2 separate regions of the Homo sapiens genome follow, and region 1 is linked to region 2. A link is a loop called in an ENCODE intact Hi-C map of the cell type or tissue named here. Cell type or tissue: heart right ventricle. All regions are shown on one strand.

What was found. Peaks named below come from ENCODE experiments on the same cell type or tissue, not always from the same donor. Only the 100,000 strongest peaks of a DNase experiment are listed, where the experiment ranks them.
Region 1: a loop joins it to region 2, with 2.3 times the contacts of the local background. A loop is called at or near these places in 3 of 110 quality-filtered maps.

What each region holds. Positions count from the first base shown.
Region 1 is chrX:153,921,503-153,924,002 of GRCh38, forward strand. ARHGAP4 (Rho GTPase activating protein 4) reads right to left here. Exons shown (of 22, transcript NM_001666.5): 2 at 103-307; 3 at 1-25. Among named protein-coding and RNA genes, the nearest start is that of ARHGAP4, 3.5 kb to the right of the region's middle. RefSeq lists an enhancer at 1,922-2,422. In heart right ventricle, a CTCF peak has its summit at 1,549 (motif pointing right); a DNase peak (open chromatin) is centred at 1,579; H3K4me3 peaks cover 874 bases; H3K27ac peaks cover 2,500 bases.
Region 2 is chrX:153,817,650-153,820,149 of GRCh38, forward strand. All of the region lies in intron 1 of PDZD4 (PDZ domain containing 4), which reads right to left. Among named protein-coding and RNA genes, the nearest start is that of PDZD4, 12 kb to the right of the region's middle. RefSeq lists a silencer at 1,396-1,555. In heart right ventricle, no CTCF peak of the experiment used is centred here; a DNase peak (open chromatin) is centred at 1,469; H3K4me3 peaks cover 1,077 bases; H3K27ac peaks cover 518 bases.

The DNA.
Region 1 (2,500 bases), 100 kb after region 2:
GGGCGACAGGAGGGACGGCTCCTTCCTGGGGGTAGAGGGGCACTGAGACCTGGGAGCGGAGCTTGGGCCCTGCCGTGGCCCCCCTGCCAGCACATCACCTACCGGAAGCTTTGGTGCTCCCGGCTGCTCCCCAGGCGGCCTCCACGGCTGGAGAAGCGCTCGGCCAGCTTTTCCAGGCCCCGGGAGTATTCCAGCTCCACCTCAGCGCGGCGCCGCATGAACTCTGCCAGCTCCTGCAGCAACTCCCGCCGCAGCTCGCCCTGCAGCTCCAGGCAGCGCAGCTGCTCGCTCAGCTGCCAGCGCATCTCTGTGGGGGGAACCATGGCTCAGGCCTGGTCAGCACGCCCTGCCTGGGTCAGCCAGGCCAGCGTGGGATGGGAGAGGCAGAGGCACACAGACCCCAGTCCCGTCGGCTCTGAGGGCTCCTTCGGACCCAGCCTAGGCTGAGGGCAAGAGCTAAGAGGGGAGGAAAGAAGCTAGGCCCCTGCAGGCAGATCTGGCCTCAGCTGTCCAGCCGACCTCTGCGCTGAGGCCAACAGATGGCCAGAGCCACCCGGTTGAGGGGGAAGGGGAAGGGTGTCCCAGAGAGAGGGGAGAGCCGCCCCAGCGCCAGCCAGGCACCTTTCAGTTTGGCTTCCTGTCTCTCCCTCGTTCCTGGAAAGCCTCTGAATGGTTTCCCCTGCGACTTCCTTTCCCGCCGGTACCCAGGCTCCGGGAGGTGGCAGCCTCCCTTGCAAACACACGGATACACAACACACAGATCACAGTGCTGCTCAGGGCAAGCCTGCAGCGATCTCGCAGTCTCAGTGGCTGGGGAAGCCTGCCCTCAGGCCCCAGGGGAAAGGACAGTCCACAGTGAGGGCTGGGAGCCAGGGAGAGCTGATCCGGCCTTGTAAGTGAAAGAATGGGGCAGGGAGCTAGCCCCCGTCTTCTGACCCCACTTCCCACTCCCAATCACCCCCCGCCCCACCTGTGCATTCCCCCACCCTGCAGAGAGAGTCACACCCAGGGCCCCATACTGCCGGCCTTTTGACACCCTATCACTGGCTTGATTTGGCAACGCTGCTTCCCCCACACAGGCCTGAAGCAAAGAAGTGCCTGTCCAGCAAGTTTAAGCAACCTGCGGAAGACACTTTTGCCATCTCCTGAGTGCCCGTCCCGAGTAAATAAGATGCTAGCTCAGCTTCTGGCCAGCAGGCTGCCCACCTACTCATCTCCATCCACATCCCCAGGGAGGGACATGAATTGATGTCTTCATTCAGCAGAATGTTGATTATGCACCCATTCTGTGGCAGGCACGTTTTAAATACAAAGGCAAAGAGGTTTGACCAAGTGTCTGCCCTCTTGGAGCTGGGATTGGAATGGGGCACGAACACATATCAGAATGCCCAGGAGTGATGGGTGCGGAGAAGATGAACCCACAAAGCAAGATCAGAGCCAGGGGTGGGTGGGGACAGGGAGGACCTCTTTTTAAAGGAGGGTGGTCAAGAACAAGCCGCATCGTTGGAGCAGAAGGCTGGAGCTGGCTGTACGTGGGCAGTAGGGGGAGTCCGAGAGACCGGTAGGGACAGATGGCACAGAGCCCGGGGTCTGGGCAGAGCTCCCAGCTGGACTCCGAGTGAGAGAGGAGCCACAGTAGTGGGGTGATGTGGTCCAGCTTCGTTTTCAGGGCCCCCTCACACTGCCAGGTGGAGCCCAGGTGGCAGCTACTGTGCTAGTCCAGGCAAAAGACGGCAGGATTCAGACCAGCAGCAGCGAGGGAGGACTCCGCTGAGAAGAGCTCAATCCCATTGGATTTCTGTCCCGCCAGTGACTTCCCAGGGGCTGTTGCATGGGGACCCTGTGGGTTCCGCCTGCCCAGCATCCCTACCTCCTCCCCTGATCTCCTATTGGAGAATGTCCCCTTCCTAGTCTCAGCCCCCTTGACTCCAGGTGCCCCAGCCCTGGCTGCATGCGTCACCCATCCCTCTGTCCCTCCACTCCCTGCCCCCACCAGACTAGCCAGGTGAGGGACCCAGGAGCCTGACCCTTCCAATTGAATTACTGAACAGGAGAGCTCTTCCCACCGGCAGATCAAGCTGGGTAAGTGGAAGCCTGGGGCACGGGACCTCCCGACAGAGCAGGGCAGAGCCCACGATGCCAAGTGAGACAGATGGAGAGTGTCTTCATCCTATCCGAGGCTGGCCTCCTGTGGTTAACTCGTCAGCTCCAAGGCCAGGTGGGGTGGGCGCTAATGCCATTTGAAATCAGGAGAGTCCTCACTGAATCAGTTTAACGTTTTGTTTTGATTTTTTGTTTTGAGACGGAGGATGTTGCCCAGGCTGGAGTACAGTGGTGCGATCTCGGCTCACTGCAACCTCCGCCTCCCGGGTTCAAGCGATTCTCCCGCCTCAGCCTCCCGAGTAGCTGGGACTACAGGGGCGCACCACCACACCCAGCTAATTTTTGTATTTTTAGTAGAGACAGGGTTTCATCATGTTGGCCAGACTGGGTCTTGAAC
Region 2 (2,500 bases):
AAGTCACTAGTGGTAAATGTTATGTTATGCGTATCTTACCACAAGAAAACATAAAATTGCCACACAGGACCACAAGGACCAGGGGTATCCTCACAGCAGTGAGGAAGACCGAGGAAGGAAGGACTCAGGGATTAGGCCCAGGGCAGGAAATGGAAGGTTTTTATCTCTAGCTTGAACTTCCCGAGGCATGTGGACATCTCCAGTGCCCCACTCCAAATGTCTGGCCCAAGCCCAAGTCAGCTAACTGGGTGGCATGTGACCATTGCTGTTCAATTAAACTAGGAATTTTTCTTTATTTAAAATCATAAGATGACGGCCAGGCACGGTGGCTCAAGCCTGTAGTCCCAGCACTTTGGGAGGCCGAGACAGACGGATCACTTGAGGTCAGGAGTTCGAGACCAGCTTGGCCAACATGGCGAAACCCTATCTCTACGAAAAATACAAAAATTAGCAGGGCGTGGTGGCAGGCACCTGTAATCCCAACTACTTGGGAGGCTGAGGCAGGAGAACCACTGGAACCCAGGAGGTGGAGGTTGCAGTGAGCCCAGATCACACCACTGTACTCCAGCCTGGGCAACAGAGCAAGACTCCGTCTCAAACAAAAAAAGAATCATGAGATGAAGCTGGGCGTGGTGTCTCGCTCCTGTAGCCCCAAGTGGTGGAGGAGGTAGGGGGCAGGCGGTAGGGCTGAGGCAAGAGGATCACCTGAGCATTGGGAGGTCAAGGCTGCAGTGAGCCGTGATTGTGCCACTCCACTCCAGCCTGAGCAACGGACTGAGACCCTGTCTCAAAAATAATAAAAATTTAAAAATAAATAAATAAAAATTTAAAAAGCAAAAGCATGAGATGGAGGAGCTCACCTAGGGAGTGAATGTAGTCAAGAACAGGAGAGGCCCAAGGAGAGTCCTGGGGCACCCTGACACTGAGCCGGTTGGGGAGAGAGACTAGAAAGTCCCGGGAGGGAAGCCGAGGAGCTGCTCAATGCACTGGGTCGGAGCCCGGGAGGGGAGGGCGAAGGTGGGGCCTCTGGATTTGCTAAAAGGTGGGAGGGGGCCGGGTGGGGAAGCTCGACCTGCATCGACACAGCCTTCCGGAGCTTTTTGCAGAGAAGGAGCAGGTTGGGTTTTCAGGAACATCAGAGGGGCGGCTGAATACCGATGGAAGAGCAATTCGCAAGGCCAGGGAAAGTGCTGGCACCGCTTTCCCCGCATGAGGGGGACATGCGGGCAAGGGAGGGGGGACACAGGGACAGGGGAGGGGGCAACACCGGGCAGGCGAGGCAGGCATGACGCGAAGTCGGCCCCACGGGCAGTCGCTGTGGGGCGGCGATCTCCCGCTGGGCAAGGGACTGGCGGGCCTTAGGGGACGCGGGAAGCGGGGCGCCCTAGGCGGAGAGGGCGGAGCCCCAGGCGCGCTCGCCCCGCCCCCTGAGCCCGGAGCCGCAGACAAAGAGCGCGCCGCGACGGCGGCGGGGTGGCTGCGGCTGCGGGAGCAGGGCGGACCACACTCGTCCCGGCGCCGCCACGCTGGTGGCTGTATTGGCAGGACTCCTGCCCGCCCGCCCCGCCAACCCCGTCGGAGGCTGAGCTCTGTTTCCAGGCTCTGCCCCAGGCACCCTCCTGCACCCAGCGGTGGCAGGCGCACAGCCGGGTGGGGCGCGACGCCCTCTTGCTGATCAGGAATCTCTGGGAAGCCGAGAAGAGAGGCCGGAGAGGCTAAGAAAACAGTTGTGGCCTGGGAGACTCGCAATCCCAAGTGCTTGTCACACGGCGCCTGCGACCCCTTTCACTCTCACTGGCAACGCGCGGGATGGGAGGTGAAGCCACATCACTTCCAGGGGCCCCCGTGGCTGCCACGGAGGTGGGGGGGCTGCCACCTTCGGACTCCCCTTACCCCACTGCTGTAGAGTAGGAAACAAGCTGGGGAAGGACAGAGACAGGAAGTTATCCTCTGCCCGGGGCCGAGCTCTGACCTGCCTGCTGGCTCTCAGCTCTGCCGTCTGGAGTATCCAGGACACCTTGGAAGCAGTTGTGACTGTAGCTTCCAGGCCAAGTCAGGCATCGGGGGATCTCCCAACGAGTAGAGCATCAGAGGAGAAAGGAGAAGCCGCAGGCTCACTACATTCACCCACTCAGTGACCCAGCAAAGTCCCCATTCATGTTTCCCCAGCTCGGGATTTTGAAAATTGTCCGCCCACAAGCATGTGGGAACATCTGCAGATTCCCCACACCTGCTCTCGGGGTTTCTACACACACATGTGCAGAAGCATTTGAAAGCAAGATGCCATCAGTCCCATTCTCCGTGGAACCACAACACCCTTAGCACGGAATTCCGCACTCATACAATGGGCCAGCCTCACATCTCCCCAGCTGTCCCGCTAACACCCTTATAGCTTTTTTTAAAAATCTAGGATTTGAGGCTGGGCACAATGGCTCATGCCTGTAATCCCAGCACTTTGGGAGGCTGAGGCGGGCAGATCACAAGGTCAGGAGTTCGAGAC